Regions from separate parts of the Homo sapiens genome. Here region 1 is linked to region 2. A link is an interaction called in ENCODE POLR2A ChIA-PET data of the cell type or tissue named here. Cell type or tissue: MCF 10A. All regions are shown on one strand. Each heading gives the region's core, and the rest is flanking DNA. Links, peaks and the distances in the headings are about the cores only.

What was found. ChIA-PET counts read pairs that join two places held together with the same protein. Peaks named below come from ENCODE experiments on the same cell type or tissue, not always from the same donor. Only the 100,000 strongest peaks of a DNase experiment are listed, where the experiment ranks them.
Region 1: POLR2A ChIA-PET joins it to region 2 with 5 read pairs; 2 of 35 experiments call an interaction of 5 or more read pairs at or near these places.

What each region holds. Positions count from the first base shown.
Region 1 is chr10:7,077,150-7,092,689 of GRCh38, forward strand. All of the region lies in intron 1 of LOC105376387 (a long non-coding RNA gene), which reads right to left. Among named protein-coding and RNA genes, the nearest start is that of LINC02665, 11 kb to the right of the region's middle. RefSeq lists an enhancer at 5,759-6,260. In MCF 10A, for the core only: no CTCF peak of the experiment used is centred there; a DNase peak (open chromatin) is centred at 8,892.
Region 2 is chr10:6,547,317-6,562,856 of GRCh38, forward strand. All of the region lies in intron 1 of PRKCQ (protein kinase C theta), which reads right to left. Among named protein-coding and RNA genes, the nearest start is that of PRKCQ, 25 kb to the right of the region's middle. In MCF 10A, for the core only: no CTCF peak of the experiment used is centred there; no DNase peak of the experiment used is centred there.

The DNA of each region.
Region 1 (15,540 bases), core at 7,692-10,191, 530 kb after region 2:
TAGTGACAGGATGACCTCACTCATCAGAATATCATTCTACATTGACTTTACTATTCCAAGTTTATAACTCTTGATCTACTTTGCTAACAGCGTCCTTGCTCAGAATGTCAACGAAGTGATACTAGCTCACTCATAACCACTCCACTAAGAATACACAGCATAGCATCAACTTCCAAGAGCAGTGCCCAAGAAGCTATGGGCCAGAAAGAAATTGTTTCATGAAAAATGCCAAGAACAAAGAAAAAAAGGCATATTTTAAGAAAATAAAATGTTGGGGAATAAAACTGACCAGCAATAAATAGGCCCATTGCCAAAGAATTAAGGCAATGTCAACAAGTGATTAAAAGATGGTAGAACTCCTCAACTTCTAACTTCTTGGTTTTCACTCAGGAAAATGGGCAAGCATTGTTCCAAAGGAGAGAAGCTTCAATGTAGGAGGAAATATACATGCTATTCTCTTTCACAGAATTCAAATCCAAAAGCACCTTTCATGAAGAGCTGAAGTTTGGAAACAAGCTCACAGATTTGGTCTCAAAGGTAGTGCCATAATGAGGGAGAGAATTGGAGGGGAACAGAAGACATGGCAGACAAACATGACCCCAGCCTTGAGGAAAGAAGCAAAGGTGAGCTTTAGGGAAGGTAAACTGCTCAGTGTGAAGTGCTGTAAAGGAATTCTAGAACAGAGCTTCCAACAGGTGACTTGGAATATTACTAATTATTACAAGATTGTTAGGTATCAGTCATGCCAGGGATATGTCAGAAGCCTGGTGTATTTTATTTCCTGAGGCACTCAATGAAGCCTCTTATTCTATCTTTGAACATTTCTCAAATGAACATTTAAGAAATGAACATTGGCTGACAGCAGGATAGATGGCCTTGGAGCTGTTGAACAAGCAGGCAAGCTGAAGGAGTTTGATTAATCAAAGTTAACCTTTCACGGGGCAGTTAATGGTGCAGTAAATAATCATGATGAACAACTTGGGTTTGGGATATGGGCCTGTAGTCGCCAGCTGGATGGCAAGTTACTTAACCTCACTCGCTGAGCCTTAATTTCCTCATCTGTCTCTAAATGGTCGTGATGATCATGCTGAAATCCTGAAGTTGGGGGCTGAATGAGGCGGTGCCTATATGAGGGTTTACACGGGCCAAGTACACTCAATAGTAAGTGCCCACCAAAGGTCACCTCACAAGGCTTCTATCCCATGGGTTTAAAAACAATTGGCTCATTCATCTCACAATTTCATTTCTGTATCTGGGAAGCATCTGCAGCTGAGAAAGCTTATCGGCTTGCTAAGTTCTACCCCAACCTGACCTCTGCAATATAGAAGCCACTCCATAAATGTACTTTTCCTGCCTCCTATGTGCTTCTCCCTCCAGTGCTGAGTATTTTGATAGCATTTTCTTTTCTTAATGAGAAGCGAATTCACAACTTAATTTTTATTTTATTTTAATTTTATCTTTTTTTTGAGATAGAGTCTCACTCTGTTGCCCAGGCTGGAGTGCAGTGGCGCGATCTTCGCTCACTGCAAGCTCTGCCTCCCAGGTTCATGCCATTCTCCTGCCTCAGCCTCTCCGAGTAGCTGGGACTACAGGCGCCCGCCACCATGCCCAGCTAATTTTTTTGTATTTTTAGTAGAGACGGGGTTTCGCCGTGTTAGCCACGATGGTCTCAATCTCCTGACCTCGTGATCCGCCCGTCTCGGCCTCCCAAAGTGCTGGGATTACAGGCGTGAGCCACCGCGCCCGGCCTAACGTTTTTTATTGTTGTAAAAAATGCATAACACAATTTACCATTGTAACCACTTTTAAATATATAGTTCAGAAGTCATGAGTATATGCACATTGTTGTGAAACAGATCACCAGACCCTTTTCATCTTCCCAAACTGAAACTGTCTACCTGTTAAACAACAACTCTTCATTCTCTTTCCCCGCAGCACCTGACACAGCAGCCCACCTCCTGCCCCTAGAATTTTGACTGCTCGAGGGACTGCACATGAATGGAATCAGTTTGCATTTGTATCTTTGTACCAGGCTTATTTCACTTAGCATAATGTCCTCAAGGTGCATCCATTTTGTGTACGTGACAAAATTTCCTTCTTTGTTATTAAGGTTGAATAATATTCCAGGGTGTATAATAAAAAAGAAGTCAGCATCACTAATACCAAAACCAGGAAAGAACATAACAAAAAAAGAAAACTACAGACCAATATTCCTGATGGACATAGATGTAAAAATTATCAATAAAATACTAGCGAACCGAATCCAACAGCCTATCAGAAAGATAATTCACCATGATCACCATGATCTAGTGGGTTTCATACCAGGGATGCAGGGATGGTTTAACACACAGAAGTCAATAAATGTGATACATCACATAAACAGAATAAAAAAAATCATATGATGATCTCAATAGATGCAGAAAAGGCATTTGACAAAATCCAGCATCCCTTTATGATTAAAACCCTTAGCAAAATCAACATACAAGGGACATGCCTCAATGTAATAAAGCCATCGATGACAAACCCACAGCCAACATTATATGGGACAGGGATAATTTGAAAGCATTCCTTATGAAAACTAGAACATGAAAAGGATGCCTATCCTCACCATTTCTATCCTAGCCAGAGCAACCAGACAGGAGAAAGAAATAAAGGGCACCCAGATCGGTAAAGAAGAAGTCAAACTGTCACTGTTCACTGATGATATGGTCGTATACCTAGAAAATCCTAAAGACTCCTCCAAAAAACTCCTAGAACTGATAAATGAATTCAGCAAAGTTTCAGGATACAAAATTAATATACACAAATCAGTAGCTTTGCTATACACCAACAGCGACCAAGCAGAAAATCAAATCAAGAACTCAAACCCTTTTATGATAGCTGCAACAAAATAAAAATAACAATACTTAGGAATATGCCTAACGAGGGAGGTGAAAGACCTCTACAAGGAAGGCTACGAAATTTCCTTTATCCATTTATCTGTCAATAGACACTGGGGTTGCTTCCACTTATTGGCTATTGTGAATGCTGCTATGAACATGGGTCAACAAATATCTTTTCAAGTCCCTGCTTCCAGTTCTCTTGCATAAATATTCAGAAGTGGAATTGTAGGACTATATGGTAATTCGATTTCTAATTTTTTGAGGAACCACTACACTGTATATACCACATTTTGTTTATTTATTCATCTGTTAATGGATATTTGGGTTGCCACTTGCTTTTTAAGCTTCTATGTCTATTTTCATTTTATTCACCAAGTGTGACGTGTGCCTAGCATGTCAGCAAACCAGCATCACAAGGGTCCCAGGAGCACAAAATAAAAGGAAAAGACCCTGCCCTGAAAGTCCTAGCAAATGCCTTTAAATTCTCCCCAGTCCTCAAACAGAGCTCAGGACATTATAACCATGTCCAGGAGTTGCACACTACTGGTTTCTTAACATAGAATTTTCCTCTGAGACAATCTCCATCTTAAGTAGCCTTGTAAATAGGGGAGAAAAACACTCAGTGGCAGTCTCATGGCACTAAGGATATTTCCATTCTTCATCTGAAAGTCTAAGCTTACGGTTTTCCCTTTGGTACCCAGTAAATTGACAGAAGGCACTGGGTTTATCCTTGCTTTGCTCTTATAAGTCATTACGGAAGGATGGGGCCAGCTTCTCCCCTGCAAAGGTACATGGAGGTGACTCTTACTCAGGAGGGGAAGCTAAATACCACTTGAGAGGAATGGGCATGGAGAGGAAATCTTATAGGACCTCTTCTGGAAGTAGAAATTTAGAATTGAGCTGCGCATAGAGTTTTCTTGCATGTTGAATTGGTCCTGTTTAATTGCTACATCCACATTCTTCTTCCCACGCTTGTCACAGAGCAATCCCAGGCTGACACGCCCCACCACGGAGCTTCCCAAACCCAACAGGCAGGGGAATCTCCGGCACAGTAGAGTTTCCTAGTGGGTAGGATACCAGGACCCTGACTCAGCTCTAGGCGTCTCCCTGCAGCTTTTGCCTACCCAGGATACATCCAAAGTACTCCAAGCTTGAAAGAGAGTATGAGGCTGCACTCCATTCTGAAATGAACAAAAACCAAGAGAGAAGCAGTCTAAATCCCTTCACCAACACACCCGATTTAAAGCATGAGGGTGGGCCTTGGGGGGAAGACAAGAAGGAAAAGAAGAAAGAAAATGATGCCAACTGGGCTCCAACCCTGTTCACAGCCTGGAATGACACCGGCAGATGGCCTCGGTTGGATCCTGCCTCCCCACTCATCCTTCCTAGGTTGGGCAGGTTACTTCCCTCCTCTGCCTGCATTCCCCAATCTGTGAAATGGACACAATAACCCATGCTATGTTCTTAAACAGTGGTGGATGCAGAATAATTCCTCGAACTAAGTGGGGCCCACGTGGGAGTTCTAGCACTGTCATTCCTGTACCTTTCTCTCCCCAGTTTCCCTGCAGGTGGGCGATGCAGGTGCCCACCTTATCTCTTCTCCACCAAAACCTGTGCTCAGGAGAGAGACAAAGTGTCAATCATTTCTACTGAATATGAATTTGTGGCCAGTGGGGTTTCCTTTTTAAAGCTTCATCAGTGATAGTGAAATATGATGTTACAGGACATCAGTGAGCACCAAGGGAATCATTTTAGAGAAGAAGCATTTGCTTCCCAGAAAGTCTGAAAACCCACTCTGTGGGCAACATGGGCAGCCAGCCACCCCTCTGCCCAGGACCAAGGAGCAGAGATGTGGCTATTGCCTCTTGCAGCTCTTGTCTGTGCTGGATCCGTGTCCCTACCCCTTAAACAGCCCTGAGTAGAGCTGTGTCACAAAACAGCAACTGTGGGTACCTTGGAACTGAAGTCCATGGAGGAGTTGAGGCATCGCTTTCTCAAAAGGAGCGACAACATTCCATTTACACAAAACAGTGGCCTAGTGGGGAAGGTTTCTTTTAACAAACGATAGTGCTTTTTATTCAATGGTTTAATAATTAATCAGTGGAATGAAAGCTACATTTAAAGGAAGTGGATGGAAAATCGATAAGTAAATGCACATCACTTCTTGTGAGAATAAAATAGGCTTCGGCAGCTGGAGCAATGAAAAGCTCTGTTGCAAACATGAATCCATCCCTTGCTCTTCCTTCCTGCTTCCCCTGTGTGCAGTAATTGAGGGGCCAAAGGGTGGGAGCATCTTCCCCATTTGTCACATAGACGGGGAAAGTCCCAGCCCACGAATGCTTTTTAAGGTTTTCAAAAACAATGATTAAAAGACAGATGCGTTTTGGATGGGAAGCTGTATCTTTGTCTTTTTTCAAAAACAAACAAACAAAAAAAGTAGCAATGCAAGTTCTCCACCCTCTCAATCCCTCTATGCTTTAAAATACGAACAGAAATGGAAAACTGCAAAGCTTGAGACACCTATGCTCACTAGAGAAATATTTCCAGCTACTTCTGGTGAACACATTTAGGATGCATCTGACACCACCCTCAAAATATTGACTTTATGTTTCAGTGAATATGAGGATTTATCGTCCCTTGAGGTAAATATTGACCTCCGTACTGCCACAGTCAATATTTACTGTGCTTTTCATTTCGATAAATCTTGCTATTCACCCAAATGAGAATTCAGTGCTGCTATGGCTAAACTAGCTGGAAGGAAAGAAGGCAGAGGAAGGCGAGTGCCCAGAAGCTGCATAACTCCACTCTGCATTTTCTGAAAAGGGGTCCCTGGCTAGCAGACACATCTCAGAGCAATTGTTAAATGGGTGTGATTTGCATTAGGCATTGCCCCCTCCCTTTTCACATTCTAACTTCTCCTATATACTATTTAACCCAGTTCCCTTGGTCCCGTGTAATTCAGTCAAAGAGAACCATCCCGATAGCTCTCTTCACTTTGGTGTACTGAAAAGGACTTGATTTGCTTAGTACCAGCTAATGGCTTGGCTTTGTGGAAGTCTCCCTGCCATACCTCGCTGTCAAAGGAATGCATTTCTAACTGTGGGATTCTGCAAACAGAGGCACATCCCTAAGGAAGCTGTTTTAAGAAGGACACGTCTGCCACATTCCATTCTATGGGCTGAATTCCAAAGAACTAAGATATTTCTTCAAACTCTGGCTAATCCTCTACACTCTGCTAAGGAGAGAGGAACTTTGGCATTCCTGAATGAGTCCTTAGGACCCTACATTCATCCTCTCTTAGGAAGCTAAGACATCCATGAGTTGGTCTCCAACTCTCGTGTTCAGAATTGGAAAGTGAGTACAGCAGAGTGGGGATAAAGGGAGGGGTGATTAGAATCACCCCAGAGAGTGTAATGTCTGAGACACGGAACATGCAGCACACCTTTTAAATGCTCGTGGAGTGGATAAAATATATCAACATCCATTGGTTTGAGGACTATTCATACTTATCTAGATGGAGGTTGGTGTGATGTTGGTGTAGTGACCTTCTAAATATTCCCAGTAGGAAGAATAGAATTTTCTCAGCCTATTCTGAATAGTCCCCCAATCCTGACTATGAAAATTAATTCATTGTCCCAGAAGTTTGGCTTAGAAGATTTTCTAAACTTCAGTTCATTTGAAGTTTGGTTTTTAGTCTGAATATTTATACTTGTCTTTCAAAGAAGTCTGTGGACCACATTACTTATTATTTTTTTCTGACTGATTTCACTTTCCTAGACCTCCATATACGTTATGAAAATTTTTAAGAGTTCAGTGATTTGCTGAATCATAGGTTGCCAGAGAAAAAATACTAGAAATTATCTGTTTCACTTTGGTTATTTTACAGATGAAATTGAGGCTTCTAATGCTGGTAAATATGAATACATTTACATTCTACTACCCACGCATTAAGCTGGATAGAAAGGGGGAATGTCATAAAGTGCAGGAATTTCAACAGATACTTTCCTAGAACATCATAAATGCCTGGAGCTGGTGGGAACAGAAGGAGGAGGGATCAATTTTTAAATTTGGTTTAATTTGACATTTCCAACTATCTAAGTACACATTAAAGTTTTCGTCCTCTCTGCACATTTCTCTCCATTCTTAATTTTTAAAATTACTCAATTTATAGATAAGAGAGTCAAATAAGTGATTTTAGAAGGCCCATAGTATTGATCTACTGTGCATTCATTTCAATGTGCTTTAACAGGAAATGTGTAGTCGTTTGTAAATCTGTCTTGGATGCTAAGTCCCTGAAGAAGGAAATACATCGGTCTCTGTCCAGCATCCCATCACCTTGTACATAGTGTTGGAAGCTTATATCACTTGCAAGTGTATTTAAAAATAGAGTTGCTGGGCCTCAGATATGGTAGTTAAAGGAAACCCGCAACTGGGCATTGGAATCCTGTTGCAAAATACCTCGCAACGAATCCGGTAAGAGGCAGTGATGTTCCTGCAGCTGCACGGAGTAAGGACCAGATGCTTGTGTCTGTGGTTATAAAAGACAAACAAGCAAACGTGTGTTATTTCTCCAATCACCTACAGTTTAAAGAAGGAGCTGGAAAACATATTTTTTTAACCTACGAAGTTACTAGGAAATACAAAGACCTTGGCAAAATAGAGAAGCTGGCTGGCTTTCTTTGAAAACCTGACAAAATGCATTTATCTGACTCATCTTGATGTCTTCAATGGACTCACAGGTTGATAAACAAACAGGAGAGAACATCAATTCATCCTTTTATTTTCAGCTGTGCTTTCTGTGTACTTGACTGTCCATTATGTAAAGCTGAGAAGTGGCTCTTTGATTGTGTTCACATTTGATTAAGAAACTCTGTGTTTGGCAGACCAAAATATACCAAACTGTTAATTGCTTTTTAAAGGAGAATTATGACACTTTTAACAAGCCACATATCTTACTGAGCCTTGTTAGAGTGGATGCTCTCATTCTGCGGAACTGTCTTATTTTGAGATTTGGGTCCCTAATTGCTTATAAACCATACTGTTTATTGAGTATTAACTGTGGCATGGCAGTTTATTATGGGAACTTATTGCTTAATGCCTATAAAAAGCAGTCTGAATGAGCTACTCTCTGCCTGTAGTGTCTCTGCTCCCCAAAACACACACACACATACACGCACTCACAAGCTCACAGGGCTACACTTAAGCTCATCAACTGCAAGAAGTATTGGCAGAATTACGCAGAGGCAAAGCTTAGGTAGCACGTTGCTTGGTAACCAGCAAGTCCTCTGTCGATTCTTCAGGGTGTCAGCCATACATTTTCCTCTGCACATTACCTACAATGAAAAGGTCGGTGACCCAATGAAATATCAGATCAAGTCAAACTATTAACTGGACAAATGCATTTAAAGTGCTCTTGTCCCCCGGTTGGGTCTGATTAGTATACATTATGGTCTTCTGAGGCAAGCATGAATCATTAATAGATTCAGACTCCGCTGCTCCCTGCAATGAAACATCATAACTCACTGTGGAGTAATGCAGTGTGTTGTGTTTATAAGATGTGGACCCTTCACTTAGTGTGATCTACAGTGTTGTTATTTTGTGGTAAGAACATAGCTCCTTCTGTTTTTGTTTTTGTTTTTTTTTAACATTAGTAAATAGTGTTTGTCATTGCGTTAAAAAAGAAAGAAAAATCTTTCCCCAGAAAAATCGTTCCCTGCCTGCCTGTGCCTGCATGGGGGAGGGGAGAGTAGCTTGGCCCGTAAATAGATGCATTGTTTTTTTGCTCACTCTATGAAACTTTTTTTAACCTCCTCCAGTTTAAAGTCAATTGTAATAGACCCAGGCAGGAAGAATCTCAATTCTGAAAATTAAAGAAAGGCAAACAATCTCAAGACAAAATTCCCGGAATTGAGTTTGAACTCTGACCTCTCCTTGTCTTCTTCCCTCTTCGGTGACTGTGCTGTGGCAGCCAGTTGGTTTTTGTATGAGAACCTAGAAACTGGGAATGTCTCCAGCTCTGCTTTCTCCCCCTGTGGCTAGAACCAGAAACTGAAGCTTCTGTGAGCTCAGCCATTTGTAATTTGACCTCTATGTGTCTAAATTAAGCTCACCGGGCAAAAGTGACTGTATGGTAGAACTTGGGTTTGATTATCCCTGCTACCCCTAATAACCCTATTTAATCCACATAAACACATTTTGTGGTGGGAAGAGGGAATACAGAACAGTATGATTTGCACGCAGCAGCGCTGAAACATTAATACTTACCCTGGAATGTACTCCCAGCTCCAGCCGACAGCCAGCTATTCTGACACTCATGACTATTGGGTAAACTGAAACACTATCTGACACGTCAGTCTAGCAGGCATGTGCTGAACACCTACTGTGTGCTAGGCACGGTGGGTGCTAGGATCCAAGACGACGCTCTCAGCCTGCACATCCAACCACAGCGGCAGACGTGGGAGGAGCTTAGTCCTGCAGCCGCGTGAGTTCCTTTACTTGGTTGAGTGGCAGGAATCTAGCCAAGAGGATGCCCATATCAATTTCTAAAGAGTTCATTCCACCCACAGTTCAAAAAAAAAAATGATGTATTTATTTTTCCATGGGAGTTAAGGAAGAAAACGCCCCAAACAAATGGAACTGGATAACTTGTAAAGAAAGATGATGGCTAACCTCGTGAAATGTTGGGCGACGTTTCATTCTGTTCTGTAATGCAGAGTTCAGCAGTTTCCATTCTTTGCTTTCCTTTCTCTTTTTGCCTTTACTTTGTGTGCTTGCCTCTAGTCTATTTCACAGGGTCCACAGAATTAGGGACCTGGACACTGCCTCTCAGGGAAATCATTACCAAGTCCCCGGTGCTTAAAGTTCCTATCACACAGTAGCAGCTCCTACATGTGTCTTCCTTCTCATTTTCTCTAGTATATAGCCACTGCTCTTCAGAGCTGCTACCAGTTGGAGCTGCCATTTAAGAAAGTATATACATAACAGGTACCAAATCTCTGAAATCCTGAAACTCTGGCTATGTACATCTATCACATTTCCGCTGTTTACAACTCCATGTCAAACGTATGTTTGTTAAAGCTACCTTTATTTCCAAGAATGTGGCAGCCGCGGGCATTGACTTCGGAGGCATAGCAAAGTTTCTCGACATCTGACTGTGCCACATAGCTCATGTAGTCCATCTGTCCTTTCAGAAGTGTCCCCAACCTGTAGTCATCTGGGTAAACCACCAACTTTATTGTTATGGGCTGAATTACATCCCCTAAAATTCACATGTTATACTCCTGACCCCCATTCACTCTGAATTTACAAATGTAATTAAATTCCAATGAGGTCATTAGGCTGGGCCTTCATCCGATCTGACTTGTGTCTATATAAGAAGAGGAGATTGGGACACAGACACACACCAAGGAAAGACAACGTGAAGACACAAAGAGAAGGCACCATTTGCAAGCCAAGGAGAGAGGCCTCAGAAGGAACCAACCCTGCCAACGTCTTGATCTTGGTCTGCCAAGCCTCCAGAATGATGAGAAAATACATTCTTGTTGTTTAAACCTCCCAGTCTATGCTACTTTGTTATGGTAGCCCTAGCACACTAGTATATTCATGCTTACAACAGTATCAGATTGCAGAGAAAGAAACATCAAAACATGAAATCAAGTGTTAGACTAAATTTCACTGTGCTTCAGGACAAATAGCACCCGTGGACAAATACATGTGCTTAAATGTTTATCTGGATTAGTGTCCAGATGAAGCCAATGGGCTTTAGTTTCTATCTTGGCTACAAAGCAGTGCGGGCAAAGGGCCATGCCAGGCCATTTGGTCTGTTTCTCTTCTGTTGACATCAAGGACACCCACTTGGAAGATGCTGGTTTGCCACCTCTAAGCATATCCATGTGAACATGAGATTCATTCTGAATACAAAAGGAAATTGGGAATGCCAAAGGAAGGACTTGGGCCGAGACCAGGAGGGAAAACTGGCATTCGTCCAGTTAGAAGACCTACGCAATGATAGAAAATGCAATCTCCAGCAAGTCCCTCATTCCATTATGTCTCTGTGTAATGGGAGACATAACACCTCCTTTCCTATATTAACAGTCAGAGGAGAGGTCATAAAACAACACAGTGTATGTATTAGGCCAAAAGCTGGAACGGAGGCTGATGAATGTACCAGGAAAGGACCATTAGCAAAATGATGGATTAAAGTTCTGTTTACATTTCTATTGGGATGGATCCTCGCTTGTTAGTTTAAGTAATCCTGTGCTTTGATTATAGCCATCAGCACATAAAAACAGGCTCTGTTAACCTCGAAGGTGTAAAATTCTAATGTGCTCATAGAAACTCAAGAACACTATCATTCACTGAAGTACTGGGGACTCCGAAAGAATGAAGGAGCCCTTAGTTTAAAAAAATAATTAAAGTTGTCAAGAAAGGCAAAAATAGGCCCATGGTCTATGAATAGCTCATTTTGCATTCTTTAGGTACATGGATCTGCTTCTTCCATTAGGTCTGTAAGACCGAGGATTATCTATTTCAATTTGGTCATTCTACAGATGAAATTGAGTATTCTAATGCTGACAAGTATAAATACATTTATCTTCTACTACCCACAGGTAAAGCTGGATATTTCCTAGCTTGTGACACAATATTTTTTATTTCCTACTCTGTAGCTATACACACCCCACTTCCAGCTCCCTTTCTTGTAGAATTTACCTCCTCCCAGAAGAGCTGAAAACACTAGATACTTTCCAAGGCTCCTTCCATTCTTCTGTTGCAGCTAGAGCATGGGCATGTGATGCAACCCAATCCTAGCCAATGAACAAGAGAGGAAGTCTGCTGAGAGTTTGGGGGTGTATTAGCCCATTCTTGCACTGCAATAAAAAATACTTGAAACTGGGTAATTTATAGAGGAAAGAGGTTTAATTGGCTCACAGTTCCACAGGCTGTACAGGAAGCATTGCTGAGAAGGCCTCAGGAAATTTACAATCATGGCAGAAGGTGAAGGGGAAGCATGCACGTCTTACGTGGCTGCAACAGGAGTAAGAAAGATGGGGGAGGTCCTCCACACTTTTAAACAACCACATATCATGAGAACTCTATCAGGAGAACAGCACCAAAGGGGGAAATCCACTCCCATGATCCAATTGTCTCCCACCCGGCCCCTCCTGCATTGGGGATTACAATTAACATAAGATTTGGGTGGGGACACAGATTCGAACCATATCAGCAGGACTTCTAAGAAAGGTTGAATTCCTTAATAAAAAGAGTAATAGATGAAATGCTCCATTTCTTCTTGGGTCGATAAAAGTCACATCTATATGTGAGGTCAGGAGTAGTCAATTGCAAGTATGAGGGCATGAGCCTAAGGTCCAAGCCATGACACCAAGAAAGTCTGAGTCACGACACCAAGAAAGTCTGAGCCATGAAACCAAGAAAGTCTGAGCCATAACACCAGAGATCATATCCCAGAAAGATGGGACGAGCTTCAGTCCTTGAACACATCCACAAGCCACTGAACGAACCTGAGAACTGTCTGCCTGGACTTCAAGTCATGTAGGAAAATAAATGTCCTCATTGTTTAAGCCACTTTTGGAAGGTTTTCTTTACTTCCATTTGAAAACATTCTAATATACATGTGGCTTTTACAGGAATCGGGACTGTTGCAATCCTAGTAAGTTGTGTAGTAGTTTCTCTAACTAGAGTCAAACATGACAGAGTCACCAGAGCATGAAAGTTTAGAGCTGAATGAACCTTAGAGCTCATTTTATACATGAGGAAACTAACGACATAAGGTTAAATGATTGATTCATTCTAGTTCTTGCATCTTTTCTCTCCCACCCAGGTCCTGGGAAGTTTATTGGCTAAAGTTCACACTTCAAGCTGCCCAGTGCTTCCCAAGGCAGACCACAACTTCTGAACCAAAAGAGACCAGGAAAATCGCCTGGACTTGCTAAATATCATTGAATGGAATTCCATAGGTGGTCATTCAATGATGTTCTCTCCTGAACACACATTTTCTAGAAAAATCTTAATCTATAATTCAGGACATTCCTCAAGCTCCTGGGGAATTGCGGAAATAGAAAAAAAAAGTAGCCACTGTCCTTTTTCATACTGTCCAAGAGTGAACATATGAAACGTTATTCAGTCTAATTCTCTGCTGCGTGAGCTGAAAGGAATCATGGGCTAGGAAATCCAGGAATAGTGATAGTCATCACAATATTGATGTGAATTTTACAAATTAGAAACTACAAACACACACACACAAACACACACACACATATACATTTTTTAATCTTCTACTCAGCATTACCTTGTAATACAGGCAAGAAATATTACTTTTGCTAACGTAGAGAGAGAAAAAAAATAACTGAGGCTCAAATTGTTAAAGACCAACGTGATCTGGTAAGCCCAGTTTTTCACTTTGATTAGTGGCTTCCTGTTTACTTTCTAACAAAAGTATAGCTATTTTATTTTAGAAGAGCCTAATAACATTCCTTGACTGGAACTAAAAAAAAAAAGAAAAAATGCTAGCAACGATTTCAGCCTCCTCCCTAAAAACAAATCAAGGGAAACTCAATGTTCCTTTTTTGTGCCTGGAAGGAGATGCTGTTTAGTTAAGCTCAGCTCTCAACCACGGACAAGGGTGAGCAATGGGCTGGCCATGATTCAATATAATCTGTCTTCCTCTAACCTAAGTGCTCTTATAAACAATACAAATTAATGTTCTACTTCATAAGATAGATGCCCGTAAAGTGCTTGTTATTATGGAAATGTTTCATGCGTGACCATCAGCAATGTCAAGACATGAGAGATTATGTTCCCAAGAAGGCGTTATTAGTTTGAGTTTAATTTGGTTTATTGGGCAGTACACTTAAAGCACAGGAGAAATGATTATTGCCAGTAACAATAACAATGATGATAGCTGGCATGTTTCTGCCCCTTAGGCAACAATTCTGGTATGAAACCTGGTTCTTCTTGATTTCTTCATTGCCCAAGCACTTAGGGCTCAAATAGGCCAGGAACAATTTTATCGAATGCCTACTACAATCAAGGTACTTTCCTAGGCACTGTTGGCATTTATTGAGTGCCTTCTGTGTCCAAGAATCTTTATTATCATTATTTCTAAATTCCCAACAATCTGTCCTGGCGCCTATGATTATCTGCCTTTTGCAAATGGTAAAAGAAACTAAAAGAATTTAGGAGCCTGTCCTCCTAGAACATATACTCTTCAGCTCACATGTCTCAAAAGGCATAAGACTATCAACTAATACAATTGGAAAACTTGCTTTAACATCATGACATTACCAATTGAACAGCCCCACTTCGAAAATAAATTAAATTGACATATTAATCTGTTGCTTTCTGTAACAGGGTTTTATTTTAACATGCCTTAAAAACTGCTTCTGTGTAATGTAATCCCAGCACTTTAGGTGGTCAAAGCAAGAGGATCACTTGAGCCCAGGAGTTTAAGGCCAGCTTGGGAAACATGGTGAGACCCCGTCTCTTCAAATCTTACGTTTTGTTTTTTTTTTTTGAGACAGATTTTTGCTTTTGTTGTCCATACTGGAGTGCAATGACATGACCCCAGCTCACTGGAACCTCCACTTCCAGGTTCAAGTGATTCTGCTGCCTCAGCCTCTCGAGTAGCTGGAATTACAGGCGTGCGACACCATGCTGAGCCAAATTTTTTTTTTTTTTTTTTTTTTTTGGTAATTTTGTAGAGACAGGGTTTCACCATGTTCGCCAGGCTGGTCTCCTACTCCTGACCTCAAGTGATCCACCCACCTTGGCCTCCCAAAGTGCTGGGATTGTAGGTGTGAGCCACCGCGCCCAGCTGCCACACACTTTTAAACAACCAGATCTTGCAGAAGCTAACTGAGCAAGAACTCACTCATTACTGCAAGAACATCACCAAGCCATTCATGAGGGATCCGCCTCCAGGACCTAAACGCCTCCCCCCAGGCCCCACCTCCAACACTGGGAATTACATTTTAACATGATATTTGGAAGGGACAAACATCTAAACCATATCAGCCCCCTATGACCTTTGAGTTTTAAATAATCTTGGCTATTCTAACACTTTCAGAGGAATGAGACGCACAGCTCTTACGATTCTCTCTTTGAAGCCACATATTTCCCTGAAATGCTTCATGGACATTCGTCTGACCCTGCTTAATAGCATGTATCATGTTAAATCATTCTATTTTTATTTGTGTGACTACTTAATGTATGCATTTCATCTACATGGTCAGCTCCCTGTGGGCAAGAATCCCAGTGTTTTGCATCCCAGTGAGTTCCCAGAGTTGACGAGGGCCTCACCATTTAGGAGTGTGTGGATGAATGAATGGCAGAACCAACAGCTTATTGCATGTTACAGTTTGTGAAAATTCTTTCAACATCTTGTTTTCAAAGGTCCCTTATAATGAATATAGAAGGTATGTAGAGTAAGGGTCATTTTACAGGGCAAGAAACTGTGGCACAGGGCAATTGGTAAAAAAAAAAAAAAAAAAAAAAATCCTAAAGCTGGTAAAGGGTGGATTTAAGACTCAAATCCAGACCTTCTCTCTCTCTGTCTCTCCCTACCTTGTCTTTTTAGTATTTTCCCTACTTTAGACCTTATACACACAGGCACTTTTCCTGTACCCAAACTACCTAACCAAAG
Region 2 (15,540 bases), core at 6,349-8,848:
TTATAGATTCAATGCCATCCCCATCAAGCTACCAATGACTTTCTTCACAGAATTGGAAAAAACTACTTTAAAGTTCATATGGAACCAAAAAAGAGCCCGCATCGCCAAGTCAATCCTAAGCCAAAAGAACAAAGCTGGAGGCATCACACTACCTGACTTCAAACTATACTACAGGCTACAGTAACCAAAACAGCATGGTACTGGTACCAAAACAGAGATATAGATCAATGGAACAGAACAGAGCCCTCAGAAATAAGGCCACATATCTACAACTATCTGATCTTTGACAAACCTGAGAAAAACAAGCAATGAGGAAAGGATTCCCTATTTAATAAATGGTGCTGGGAAAACTGGCTAGCCATATGTAGAAAGCTGAAACTGGATCCCTTCCTTACACCTTATACAAAAATTAATTCAAGATGGATTAAAGACTTCAACGTTAGACCTAAAACCATAAAAACCCTAGAAGAAAACCTAGGCATTACCATTCAGGACATAGGCATGGGCAAGGACTTCATGTCTAAAACACCAAAAGCAATGGCAACAAAAGCCAAAATTGACAAATGGGATCTAATTCAACTAAAGAGCTTCTGCACAGCAAAAGAAACTACCATCAGAGTGAACAGGCAACCTACAAAATGGGAGAAAATTTTCGCAACCTACTCATCTGACAAAGGGCTAATATCCAGAATCTACAATGAACTCAAACAAATTTACAAGAAAAAAACAAACAACCCCATCAAAAAGTGGGTGAAGGATATGAGCAGACACTTCTCAAAAGAAGACATTTATGCAGCCAAAAGACACATGAAAAAATGCTCATCATCACTGGCCATCAGAGAAATGCAAATCAAAACCACAATGAGATACCATCTCACACCAGTTAGAATGGCAATCATTAAAAGGTCAGGAAACAACAGGTGCTGGAGAGGATGTGGAGAAATAGGAACACTTTTACACTGTTGGTGGGACTGTCAACTAGTTCAACCATTGTGGAAGTCAGTGTGGCGATTTCTCAGGGATCTAGAACTAGAAATACCATTTGACCCAGCCATCCCATTACTGGGTATATACCCAAAGGACTATAAATCATGCTGCTATAAAGACACATGCACACATATGTTTATTGTGGCACTATTCACAATAGCAAAGACTTGGAACCAACCCAAATGTCCAACAATGATAGACTGGATTAAGAAAATGTGGCACATATACACCATGGAATACTATGCAGCCATAAAAAATGATGAGTTCATGTCCTTTGTAGGGACATGGATGAAATTGGAAATCATCATTCTCAGTAAACTATGGCAAGAACAAAAAACCAAACACTGCATGTTCTCACTCATAGGTGGGAATTGAACAATGAGAACACATGGACATAGGAAGGGGAACATCACACTCTGGGGACTGTTGTGGGGTGGGGGGAGGGGGGAGGGATAGCTTTAGGAGATATAACTAATGCTAAATGACCAGTTAATGGGTGCAGCACACCAACATGGCACACGTATACATATGTAACAAACTGCACATGGTGCACATGTACCCTAAAACTTAAAGTATAATAATAATAAAATAAAAAAAGAAGATGTTATACTTAATTCTTAATGCATCCAGCTCAGCTACAGTGAAAGACCACATTGATCCATCCATGATCCATTTATCCATTCATTCACCAGTCTTATTGTGTGACAGCCATATGCCAAAGCTCTGAGGCAGGCACGTATAAGCCATGTTGTGTTATTAGGACCTCTGTTTTCCAAGGGCTTACATTCTAATGGGAGCGATGGAACAGCTCTGAAAACTTAAGAAGCAGTACATGGGGCCATATAAGTAATGAACATCTAGTTGTACACAAAATAAGTGTCCTGGGTCCTTAAGGCAAGAGGAATCCAAGTGCCCTGGGTTGGCTTCTGACTGTATCATGGAGAAAGCAGTATGGAGTTGGGCATGCTGCAATGGGATTCATTAGAGTTCCCTTGGGTAGAATTTATGTAGATAGGGAGGAAGTACGGGATATTCTGGAAGGGCAGAATGCTTCATATGAGCCAACATCAAAGACTGGACTAAAGCAAGAAGTCTGGGCAAGATACTCACTTGGGAAATTCAGAAACAGTCGACTTATTTTTATGATAACTGGAGTGAGGGCAGGGAATCAGAAAATTCCCCCATCATACAAAGGTTTGTCATAGCGATTACTAGGTTGGTACAAAAGTAATTGCAATTTTTGCCATTAAAAGTAATGACAAAAACTGCAATTATGTAGCTTTTCTTATCATGGTAAAAAGCACATAACATAAAATTCATCTTTTTTTTTTTTTTTTTTTGAGACAGAGTCTCACTCTGTCTGCCAGGCTAGGCTGGAGTGCAATGGCATGATCTTGGCTCACTGCAATCTCCACCTCCCAGGCTCAAGAAATTCTCCCGCCTCAGCCTCCCGAGTAGCTGAGATTACAGGTGTTTGCCACCATGCCCGGCTAATTTTTGTATTTTTAGTAGAGACAGCGCTCTCCCCATGTTGGCCAGGCTGGTCTCAAACTCCTGACCTCTGGTAATCTGGCCACCTCGGCCTCCCAAAGTGCTGGGATTACAGGCGTGAGCCACCGCGCCCGGCTGAAATTCACCATCTTAATCATTTTCAATGTATAGTTCAGCAGTGTTCTGTATATTCACATTGTTGGGCATTCATCTCCAGAACTTTTACATCTTGCAAGTCTGAAATTCTGCACCCATTAAACAATAACTCCCCATTCTCCCTTTCCACAAGCCCTGCAATCTCCGTTCTACTTCCCGTTTCTGTGAATTTGACTACTTGAGATACTTCTCATAGGTAGAACGGGCAATATCTGTTCTTTTGTATCTGGCTTATTTCACCTAACATAATTTCCTCAAAGTTCATCCACATGACAGCATGTGAAGGAATTTATTTCCTTTTTAAGGCTAATAGTCTAATATCCCATTGCACTTTTTTTTCTGAGATGGAGTCTCACTCTGCCGCCCAGCCTGGAGTGCAGCGGTATGACCTTGGCTCACTGCAGCCTCCACCTCCCAGATTCAAACTATTCTCATGCCTCCGCCACCTGAGTAGCTGGGATTACAGGCACATGCCACCATGCCCGGCTAATTTTTATATGTTTAGTAAAGATGGGATTTTGCCATGTTGGCCAGGCTGGTCTCAAACTCCTGGCCTCAAGTGATCAGCCTGCCTCAGCCTCCCAAAGTGCTGGGATTATGGGCATGAACCACTGTGCCCAGCCTCCATTGCATGTTTGTAGCATATTTTGTTCATCCATTCATCTGTTGATGGATATGTGGGTCGTCTCCACCTCTTGGCTATTGAGAATCCTGCTGCTAATCGATGTGGGTGTGTAAATATCTCTTCAAGACCCTGCTTTCAATTCCTTTGAATATATACTCAGGGTAGAATTGCTGGATCATGCAGTCATTCTAAGTTTTTGAGGAACCACCGTACTGATTCCCATAGCAGCTATACCATTTTACATTCCCAGCAAAAGTGCAAAAAGGCTCCAACTCTCCACGTCTTCACCAACACTTGTTATTTTTTGTTTTTTGATCTAGCCATCCTAATGGGTTCAAGGCAATATCTCCTTTGATTTGCACTTCTCTAATGGGATTATAATTTGTATTTGCTAATGGTAAGTAATGTTGAGCATCTTCTCTTTTTTTTAAATGTTTATTTTAGGTTCAGGGGTACGCCTGCAGGTTTGTTATACAGGTAAACTTGTGCCACGGGGGTTTGTTGTACAGATTATTTCATCACCCAGGTACTAAGCCTGGTACCTAATAGTTATTTTTTTCTGATCTTCTCTCTACTGTCACCCTCCACCCTCTGACAGGCCCCAGTGTGTGTTGTTCCCCTCTTTGAGTCCATGTGTTCTCATAATTTAGCTCCCACTTATAAGTGAGAACATGCCACATTTGGTTTTCTGTTTCTGTGTTAGTTTGCTAAGGATAATGGCCTCCAGCTCCATCCACGTTTCTGCAAAAGTCCTGGTCTCATGCATTTTTGTGTCTGCATAGTATTCCATGGTGCATATGTACCACATTTTCTTTTTTTTTTCTTTTTTTTTTTTTGAGATGGAGTCTCACTCTGTCACCCAGGCTGGAGTGCCTGGAGTGCACCATCTCAGCTCACTGCAAGCTCCGCCTCCTGGGTTCATGCCATTCTCCTGCCTCAGCCTCCTGAGTAGCTGGGACTACAGGTGCCTGCCACCACACCCGGCTAATATTTTGTATTTTTAGTAGAGACGGGGTTTCACCATGTTAACCAGGATGGTCTCGATCTCCTGACCTTGTGATCCGCCTGCCTCGGCCTCCCAAAGTGCTGGGATTACAGGTGTGAGCCACCACGCCCAGCCCACATTTTCTTTATCTATCTACCACTGATGGACATTTAGGTTGATTCCATGTCTTTGCTATTGCAAATAGTGCTGCAGTGAACACACACGTGCGTGTGTCTTTATGATAGAACGATTTCTATTCCTTCGGTTATGTACCCAGTAATGGGATTCCTGGGTCGAATGGTAGCTCTGTTTTTAGCTCTTTGAGGAATCACCATACTGCTTTCCACAATGGTTGAACTGGTTTACACTCCTACCAACAGTGTATAAGCATTCCATTTTCTCCACAACCTTGCCAGCATCTGTTATTCTTTGGCTTTTCAGTAATAGCCATTCGGACTGGTGTGAGACTGTATCTCATTGTGGTTTTGATTTGCATTTCTCTAATGATCACTGATAGTGAACTTTTTTTCATATGCTTGTTGGCTATCTGTATATCTTCTTTGAGGAAATGTCTACTCAAGTCTTTTGTTCATTTTCTAATTTTTTTTGTGGTTGTTGAGCTTATATAGCTATTTATAGTTTTTCAAGTGTATTATAAAGTGTTTCAGATATACACAAATATAAAAATAACTTTTTATACATGTTTTATATACCTGTATATTCCTAAAAACATGTATTCTGCATACAGCATGTTTTACTAGTTATAAAACACAATATAAATCACTGTTTATATTCTCCTGCAACTCCAGTGATCGTGCCTCCAAGATTCAGGCTCAGTGCGTGCAGTCTCCATTCATTCATTCTCACTGTCTGCAACAGCAGGGCTCAAACCTGTTAGTCTTTTTTTTTTTTTTTTGTCTTTCTAGACAGAGTCTTGCTCTGTTGCCCAGGCTGGAGTGCAGTGGTGTAATCACAGCTCACTGCGGCCTCCACCTCTTGGGTTCAAGTGATCCTCCCCTTCAGTGTCCCAACTAGTTACACTGCAGGCATGCACCACCACACCCAGCTAGTTTCTTTTTTATTTTTTGTAGACACAGGGTCTCACTAGGTTGCTCAGGCCAGTCTCAAACTCCTGACCTCAAGTGATCCTCCTGCCTTGGCCTCCCAAAGTGCTGGGATCACAGGTGTGAGTCGCTGCACCCAACCAAACTTTTTACTCTAAGAATTATTTTATTCTCTTAAAAATTGTGAGAAAAACAAAGAGCTTTGGTTTATAGGGATTATATCTGTCAATATTTACCACATCAGAAAATAAGAAGGAGAAAAATTAAAATTTTTTTTTAATTAAAAATAATGAAAACCTATCATGTAATACGTGAAGACAACATATTTTATGATAAATAATTATGTTTTTCAAAGCAAAAAACATTGAAAAAAAGTGGCACTGTTTGACACTTTTGTGATCTCTTTAATGTCTGGTTTAATAGAAGACAGTTTCTGCGTTTAGCCTGTGGCTATCAGAACATGCAGTCTCTGGAAAACTTCAAGGTACAGAATGAGAGTGAAAAGGAAAAATAGACCTCAGTAATACTGTGAAATCAGTTTTGACTTTGCAAACTCCCTGAAAAGGTTTTAATGATCTCCTGGACCACACTTTGAGAACCACTGCTGCAGATTCCATCGGAATAGACATACGAGGCAGGCAGATCGCTTGAGCTCAGGACTTTGAGACCAGCCTGGGCAACATAGCAAAATCCTGCCTCTACTAAAAATACAAAAATTAGCTGGGCATGGTAGTGTGTTCCTGTGGCCCCAGGTACTCAGGAGGCTGAGGTGGGAGGATCACCTGAGCCCTGGAGGTGGAGGTTGCAGAGAGCCGAGATAGTGCCACTGCACTCCAGCCTGGGTGACAGAGCAAGACCCTGTCTCAAAAAAAAAAAAAAAAAAAAAAAAAAAACAAACAAACAAAAGAAGAAGAAGAAGAAAGAAATATGCTATCCATCTTTTCTTCTATTGATGTTTCATCTTTTCCTTTTTTTCCTTCTTCTTCCTTCCTCCTCCTTCTCCTCCACTTTCTTATAACTCATGCTGCTGTGAACATCCTTGTAGATACCTCCTTGGGAACATATTTGAGAGTTTCGATAGAATACATGCAAAGCAATAGACCTACAAAGTTGCGGTATGCACATATCTTCAACTTTGGCAGTTACTTCCAAATTTCTTACCAAACTTTAAAATCTATAAATGTGTCACTAAATTATTTCTGAGCACCTAAAACTTTAGTCAAGGTTATCCCTGGGAGGCAGGACCTGAAATGTGACTATAATTTTATACATTAAAATATAATTGATAGTACAGAATTATATTTGGTATGGAGAAAGGTCTCTAGAACAAAAAAGTGCAGTGGAAACAGTAAAAAAAAACAGAGTGTCGCAGACATCAAGTCTCGGAGCACTCATTCAAGTAGTAGTTCAAGTAGGGAAGAAAGACTAATTCACCTGTTTGCTGAATTCAGCTGTGTGACCTTAGGCAAGTTACTTTACCTCTCTGGGTCTAATGTTCTCATCTGTAAAGTGCTGCTATTTCGTGATTCTAGGAATTGAAACCCACGACCGTCAGGAAGATTATAGTCTCCTTGGGATACAGGACTCATATACAAAGCAACCAAGGCCAGTTGGTACCAAAGTCCATGCAACGTTGCAGAAGGAACTGCAACTCCGAAGAGAGAGAACTCTCCAGCAGTAGTTTCAGGAGAAAAATGGGGGTCCAAACTGGGAATTAAAGTGTGGTTGGAACTGAATTAGGGGAGATATGTTTGGGGAAGTGAGACAATATGAGAACAGTTTTCCTTTCTATTACTTTGATTTGGCAATATTTAGAGGGTGTTAGCTTAGTTTCAGGGCCTGGGGAAATGCTGTGGCCTCTGGCATTTTCTGTCTACAGCTGGAAATGTAAAAGGCATCTGTAAGCCACATCCACTACATCCACTGTAGAAAGAGGCACGGCTCACTCATCGCCACCTCAGGAACTCTGTCAACTCTTGTGGGGGCTTTACAGAAAATGAAAATGGAAATTGTGTTAGGAAAATGATCCCAATATCAGACATTTCTTTCAATAAGTCTTTTATTAGAATTTACTTTCATTGGGAAGATAATTCATTTCCATTAAAAATTACTAAGTCTACAAAGAATCTAAAACAGAACTACCATTTGAACCTGCAATTCCATCACTGGGTATATATCCAAAAGAAAATAAATCACCCTACCAAAAAGACACACGCATATCTATGTTCGTGGCAACACCATTAACAACAGCAAAGACATGGAGTCAACCTAGATGCTCATAAGGAAAATGTAGTACATAGACACCATGGAACACTATACAGCCACAAAAAAGAATGGAATCATGTCCTTTGCAGCAACATGATTGCAGCTAGAGGCTATGATCCTAAGTGGTGAATGCAGGAACAGATAATCAAATAATGCATATTCTCACTTAGAAGTGGGAGCTAAATATTGGGTACTCATGGACATAAAGATGGCAACGATAGATACTGGGGACAAGTAAAGGTGGGAGGGGGGGGGTCTAGGGTTGAAAAACTAACTATTGGGTACTATGCTCAGTTCCTGGGTGATGGGATCAATCGCACCCTAAACCTCAGTATCATGTAATATACTCCCTGTATCTAAAATAAAAGTTAAAAAAAAAAAAGATCTAATGCTATAGTGACACATGTAAACCTCCTCGAGAAGGATCTGTTCATGTCACCCATAATAGACATTAACACAGACTGGTTATTTGTATACATAACAGGAAAAACCACTTATCTTCCTAAATGATGCGTACACAAACTACTGTGGGAACTTCTATTTCAGACAACAGACATTCAGTGAATAATGCAATCCTCTGGAAGAGAACACTAAACAGAAACAGATTCACAATTCTGTGCTATCATTTGGATGGGGGAAAAAAGACATTCATTGTTGTGTATGCGTATGATAAAGAAAATATTTAATTCAAAGTAGGATTTAGAGAGGTTCAAAGCTTCAGCTGATTTGAATCACTTTAAGGGTAAAGCATTATATCAATTTCATAGCATTGTATTAATAATAAGGTTTTATAAATGGATACCACATGGTGGATTTAAAAAAAAACAGGGTATGGGCCAGGTGGGCACGGTAGCTCACATCTGTAATCCCAGAACTTTGGGAGGCAAAGGTGGGCAGATCACTTGAGATCAGGAGTTCAAGTCTAGCCTAACTAACATGGCAAAACCACGTCTCTACTAAAAAAACAAAAATTAGCTGGGGTGGTGGTGGATGCCTGTAATCTCAACTACTGGGGAAGCTGATGCAGGAGAATCGCTTGAAACCGGGAGGCAGAGGTTGCAGTGAGCTGAGATCGTGCCACTGCACTGAAGCCTGGGTAACAGAGCGAGACTCTGCCTCAAAAAACCAACAAACAACAACAACAACAAAACCAGGATATGGTTTAGGAATGACCTCTTCATTTACAGAGTGTTATACAGCAGAAGAATAACTTATTCCTTTTTCTTATCCCATGATTAATGCTTTAAAAGCAACAAATAGGTTAGCATGAGGGCTCATGCCTGTAATCCCAGCACTTTGGGAGGCTGAGATAGGAGGATCACTTGAGGCCAGGGGTTAGAGACCAGCCTGGGCAACATAGCAAAACTCACATCTCTACAAAAAATTTAAGAAACCAGCTGGGTGCAGTGGCATACGCTTGTAGTCCTAGCTACTCAAGAGGGTAAGGTGGGAGGAATGTTTGAGCCCAGGAGTTAGAGGCTACAGTGAGCTGTAATTGCACCACTGCACTCCAGCCTGAGCAACAAAGCAAGACCCTGTCTTGGGAAAAAAAAAAAAAAAAAAAAAGCAACACTTAATATGAGCTACCTGGAAGAGGCAAATTCATAGAGACAAAGAGTAGAAGGGGGTGGCCTGGGACTGAAAGGAGAGGGAAATGGAGAGTTACTGCTTACTGGGTACAGAGCTTCTGCTTGGGTCATGAAAACGTTCTGGAAACAGTCATGAATCTAATTAATGCCACTGCACTTTACACTTAAAGTGGTTAAAATTGTAAATTTTATGTTTATTTTCACTACAATAAAAAACAATGAATTATGTAAGCATTTGATTTATTGCTGAATTTGCCAACAATCTTGGCTTTATTTTTGATCTTATTCCTGGCCTGTTTATTTTCCAATTTCCTAAACGGGCTGTCCCACACTTGTTCCCCTTATGTCTCCAAAACCATGACTCTGCCTTCTCCACCTCGGCAGATGAGCTTGTTAATTTTAAGGAAAAACTGGAAGCCGCAAGACATAAATGGCTCAACTTCCTTCGCTCTGGTTCAACTTATCCCAGTCTCCATCTAGTTCTTCCCTGAATGCCTCATGCATACATGATCCTAACCCTGTACACACTCTTGGAATTGTTCTTTTCTTTAACCCCTTGCCATTCTTGTGATTTCTGCCTGTCTCCCACTCCCGCTTATAAACACCCTCCGGTTTTGCAACCTCTAACAACTTCTGCCGTGGCTTCTCCCGCTGCTATGGCCTTACCTCCCTTCCTTCACCAACCAGCTTCCTGAACCATCTTTGCTTCCTCCCCTTCCATTCGCTTCTCTGCCCTCTGCCATATGGATTCCTCCAGCCAGCACTCTGTGGATCTATCTTGCTCCCTGCAAGAGCGCTGATGACTTGGTCATTTCCAGACCCTGCGGCTGGAAATGGTCTTCCTCCTCAACCAGAGACCTTCTTCCTTTTGTTCCAGAGACCTTTCTCTATACCAAATGTAACTCTGTACTATCAATTGTATTTTAATTCAATTTCTTGGTCTTCCTCCTTGACACTGCACAGGACACTGTCGACTCCCTTCTTCTCTCCTGCTCTCCTTCCCTCTCAGCTCACTCTTCAGCTTATTCTGTTGGTTTCACTTCTTTACCTAACTATTTTGGAATACATTTTGACTTTCCTCCCCCTTTTTTTTAAACCAACATTTCTGGTCAATCTCATCTATTTTGATGGCTCCTATGACCCTCTACCTAGTAGTAGCCTCAAAAAGAATATCTTTCTTGAACTATACATTCACTTTCTTCGGTCCCCTGTATTCAACTCCATATTGGACCTTTCCAGGTGATGTTCCACCAGCCCCTCAAACACAACTGAAACAAACATGAATTCTACTTTTTCCAGTGTCTGTACCTCTCCTCTCTGTCCTGTCTTGATCAATGGAATTACCACTTACTGAGTCTTCCAAGCTAGAAATATTGGAACCAGCTGAGTTCTCCTTCATCTTCATCTCCTCCAACCATCTACGCAACAAGTCCCATGGATTTTTCTGGTTATTTTTGTTGCATTTCATCACTGCTCTTCAGTCTTTTAGCTCTGGAACTTCAGACATTTTCTCTTAATAATTTCATGATTCCAATAGATGTTTAATTACTTATCCCCTTGCTCTTTCACGCTGCCTTTTCCACCCCTACACGGGCCATGTGAGCTGTCTTTTAAAAAAATCTCTTCCTTGCTTTGAAACATGAAGCAGATTCTCTTTGTCTGAACTATAAAGTCCAGACTCATGACCCACACAACCTCTTTATTACAGATCAACTTCAAAATTTTAAGGGGATTCCATTATGGCTAAAGATATATATTAAACAAGGCATTTTAAAAAGATGTTTTGGTTTCTTAAAATGGATCCTTCTGAATAGCCTTGAAATTGTTCAAAAGAACTCTAAAGAAAACAATCTTCCCTTACACACTACTAAAGATGTAAACAGACATACAGTACTATTTTGTTTTTTTTAAAAAAGGCTTAGTAAACACAAAGAGGAGTTACATACTGAAACCCACAGCTGATTTAATTTGCAAAACCACAGCGTTAGCTTGACTAAAGTAAAGATGACACAGATAAAATGCAACCAGAAAACTGAGATAAAAGATACAGGATAAATAACTTAAGCTGATGGTTTAGCAAGCAAACATCATGGGTGTAACATGAAGATCTGAGAAGTGACTTCGGTCCAGGAAACTCACTCCACAGAGTCCCTAGGAGCAGCAGGTTTTTAGGAGAATCACAGCATGCTGGAATATCGTCATCTATTCTTGCACTTGTGAGGAGGTGGTCACCGTGATGCAGGAAGAGAAATAAGATTTTAAAGTTGAAGTTGAGGGGTCTAATTTCTTATTTTACTATTTTTATCTCTATGTTAGGAAGATTTGGGGAAAATTCTCAGAGACAGTCTTTATCCTTAGGGTGTAAGAGAAGGGGGCGACGAGAAACTTCATTCAGAGCTGAACTAGGGCTATTGATTCTCCGGTGAGACATTTAGAGAGTCCCAAGTGCATGGTCACGCGCAGAGAGGCAGGTCCCGTCAGCGGTGACATGTGCTGCCGTTAAAAGCAGGGCAGAAGGTGAGAGCTTGGGCCTGGGCTGCATGAGTGGGAATTAATCAGGCAATTCTTGGGGTTCTTTCTACTCATTGGCCTATCTGCTAACATTTCAGCAATAGGCAATAAAAAGTTAAGGTTTAAAAAGAAAAGTTACGTATCCTCATTAGGAACATAAATGACCACAGTCAGATACCTTATACTACGCTCACTAGGAAGAAATATTCATTAGTCACCAACTAGGTGCCAGGAAAAGAACTGGCAAAGGAACTTCTGGGTAATAAAAGAGCCCTGGTCCCAGCCCTTGAGGACTGGGGCAGATAAGAGCTGTGCATTGTTTGGGCCAGGGAAGGAGGGACATGCCTTTTTCTAGATCATCTAGTGACTCCTTTGTAATTTTTTTTCTTTTGAGATAGTCTCGCTCTGCCACCCAGGCTGGAGTGCAGTGGCAGTTTCGGCTCACTGCAATTTCCACCTCCTGGGTTCAAGAGATTCTCCTGCCTCAGCCTCCTGAGTAGCTGGGACTACAGGCATCCACCACCACACCCAGCTAATTTTTATATTTTTAGTAGAGATGGGATTTCGCCAAGTTGGCCAGGATGGTCTCGAACTCCTGACCTCAGGTGATCTGCCTGCCTCGGCCTCCCAAAGTGCTGAGATTACAGGTGTGAGCCACCGTGCCTGGCCTGTATCTTTTTCTGTTAACCATGATTTTGTGGCAGCAAGTACAATATCAGATATTTTTCTTCACTCTCCATCAAAAAAGGAAACATTTAATAATCTAAAAACAGGCCAGGTTCTAGAAATTCTCTTTACCTCTTCACCGTCTTTGTTTTATTGTTCTTTGAGTTTTGTGTGTGTGTGTTTGTTTTTATTGATACATCATATTTTGCATATTTATGGGGCACATGTGGTATTTCGTTACGTACACAGAATGTGTAGTGGTCAAGTCACTGTATTTGAGGTGCCTGACTTTACCTTATTTGTGTGTTATTTACTTAGCTATTGTCTTTCTACTCCAAAAAAAAGTAGGCATAGGCTTGACGAGGGTCAGTACCTTTCTCCTTCTCTTCTCCCCTGTATTTTAAACGCCCAGAAAAAGCCCTGACATGTTAGGTGTTTGATCAGTCAACATTTAGTGACTGAATAAAACCCAGCTTTCCCCTTCTCCTTGAAAATATCCATTTTCTCTTTGTTACTGCCTAAGCCACCCTAATGGGTGAAGGGAATCTCAGCAGTGCTTGCATTTTTAAGAGGATCTGTGTCCCCTAAGATCCTAGCTGACAGCATTTCAGGTGCTGGATAGAATAAGGTGTAGGGAGAACTTTCTGGAGTATTTTGAGACTAGGTGAGGAGCGGCGTGCTACAGGCAGTCATCCTTGATTTGCTGGGAAGCCTACTGGAAGGAGAAAGAAACCCCTCTGTGCTGTTTTTGGTTTTCACAGCTTCTTCTTCCCCTCCATGACTGAATCTAAAAACCTTCTGCAAACACTGGCTGGGAGGCAGCGCATCATGGAACCATCAGGACAAAATGAACCCGTAGAAAGTGTGGCGACTTTGTCTCCGCCCCTGAGATAGTGTTTCACGGATATGCTGCACTTCGTGGCTATTCTAATTTTTCTCCGTATTCATTTTCAGGCCTAATGCTTACATACTCAGTGAATTGTTCAGCCTCTGAAAATGTGTCTATTTGGTCAAATATAAATAATCCATTTTATTTTCTATTTTAGAAACCAAGCCAAAACAAAGTATAGGTTTCTTGAAATTTTAAAAATTATTCTTTTGAGGCCAGGCGCGGTGTCTCATGTCTGTAATCCCAGCGCTTTGGGAGGCCGAGGCGGGTGGATCACGAGGTCAGGACATCAAGACCATCCTGGCTAACACAGTGAAACCCCATCTTCACTAAAAATACAAAAAATTAGCCAGGCGTGGTGGTGGGCACCTGTAGACCCAGCTACTCAGGAGGCTGAGGCAGGAGAACGGCATAAGCCTGGGAGGTGGAGTTTGCAGTGAGCCGAGATTGCACCACTGCACTCCAGCCTGGGCGACAGAGGGAGACTCCATTTCAAAAAAAAAAAAAAATTTATTCTTTTCAAATTGCTGACTAAAAAATTCTTCCTTGAGGCTGGGTGCTCATACCTGTAATCCCAGCACTCTGGGAGGCCAAGACAGGCAGATTGCTTGAGTCCAAGGGTTTGAGGCTAGCCTGGGCAACACAGCGAAACTGTGTCTCTACTAAAAATACAAAAAGTTAGCTGGGTGTGGTGGTGTGCACCTGTAATCCTAGCTACTCAGGAGGCTGAGGTGGGAGGATCACCTGAGCCTGGGAGGTGCAGCCTACATTGAGCTGAGATTGTGCTGTACTCCAGCCTGGACCACCAGAGTGAGACCCTGTCTCAAAAAAAAAAAAAAAAAAAAAAAAAAAGAAACAAGAAAAAAAGAAATGTTTCCTTGAATAAGGGTATCTTTTTGAACTTTTTGGAATCTTGTGCTTCAGGACCCTGTCAAATATTACTAAACAATACATATCTGAGACAATCAGAAATTTGACGTGAACCTACAATTGATTTACATACACAGAAACACACTGACTCAAAAGTCAATTAAAAAGTTACAAAGGCCTATGCCAAAAAATAATTTATGTAGATCTCACAGTATGACAGAATAGATTACTTTTTTAAATTCTCAGAACGGCTCCATAAAGTTGAAGTTCAAACCTCCAAGTTATGACTCAAGAATGTTAATCTGGCCACCATTCTCGCTGGTTTTTAATTAAACAAACTTTCTTCTTAACAGCTCTTTGCAAGTGACAGTCGTCAGTACGTATGTGTGTGGGTGTGGGCATGTATGTTGATATGATAGAACTTGCTGTTTTTAATGTGTTTAGCATGTTATTAAACACAGCATGAAAGAGTTGAGGAAAGCAGGAAGAAGGGAGGAGAGTTCAAGCAAAAAGTAAAGGGAGTTGGAGATCTGAGGTGAATAAAAGTCTGAAAAAGCAGATTAGGATTCTAAAATAAGCTTTTAAGGTTTACTTAAAATATAGTTTAAAATTTACAACATTGTCAGTTCAAAATAATGCTGGTAGGAAGGAAATACATTGAGCCACGGACCTGGCATCTGGAGATACCGGAAAGGAAAGAGAGAGGGATTGAGGTGGACGCTCGTGGGTAAGGAAGAACGAAGGAGAAGCCCACTCAGGCTTGTCTATGAACTCATCTGTGTGGTTCTCCTGCAGGGCAGCCTCATAAATGCCCCGGTCAGTGCTGGACCCCAAAGAAAACCACTGTGGCCATCTCCTGTCTCCCTCACAAGTTTTCCCTGAAAAGACAACAACTTCCGGAGTTCCATGCGGTTTTTCAGCCTTTTCCAAATCTCTCTAAACACCAGGAGGAATGTTCACATGCTTCAGCAGAGAGACGCACGCTTCAGGGCCCAGCAGAGAATGCCTGGAGAAGAACCCAGCCAAGCCGACTGGATCTTAGCAGAGCTCCCGGCTTGATGATTATGCTCAACCAGAGTGAGTGTTCTCTCCATTACTAACATAAGTAATACATTGGACAGCAAAACAAGGAAATAGCCCCAAACAGTAATTGAGATATAAAGGGAGAAGGAAGTCTCAAAACCCACTTCTCAGAATTAACTCCAATGTCAGGTAGTATTTTTAAACATAAGTCAGTAGATAAGGTATAGTCCCAAAATCAGGCTTTGCTACATGGAGTATTAAGAACACAGATCATGGCATCAAACTGCTTGAGTTCAAATTCCAGTTCTGCTGTATGGTAGCTCTGTGGCTTTAAACAAGCTATTTAACCTCACTTTTCTTATCTGAAAAATGAGGATCATAATAGGATTAAATGGGTTAATGGATGCAAAGTGATTAGA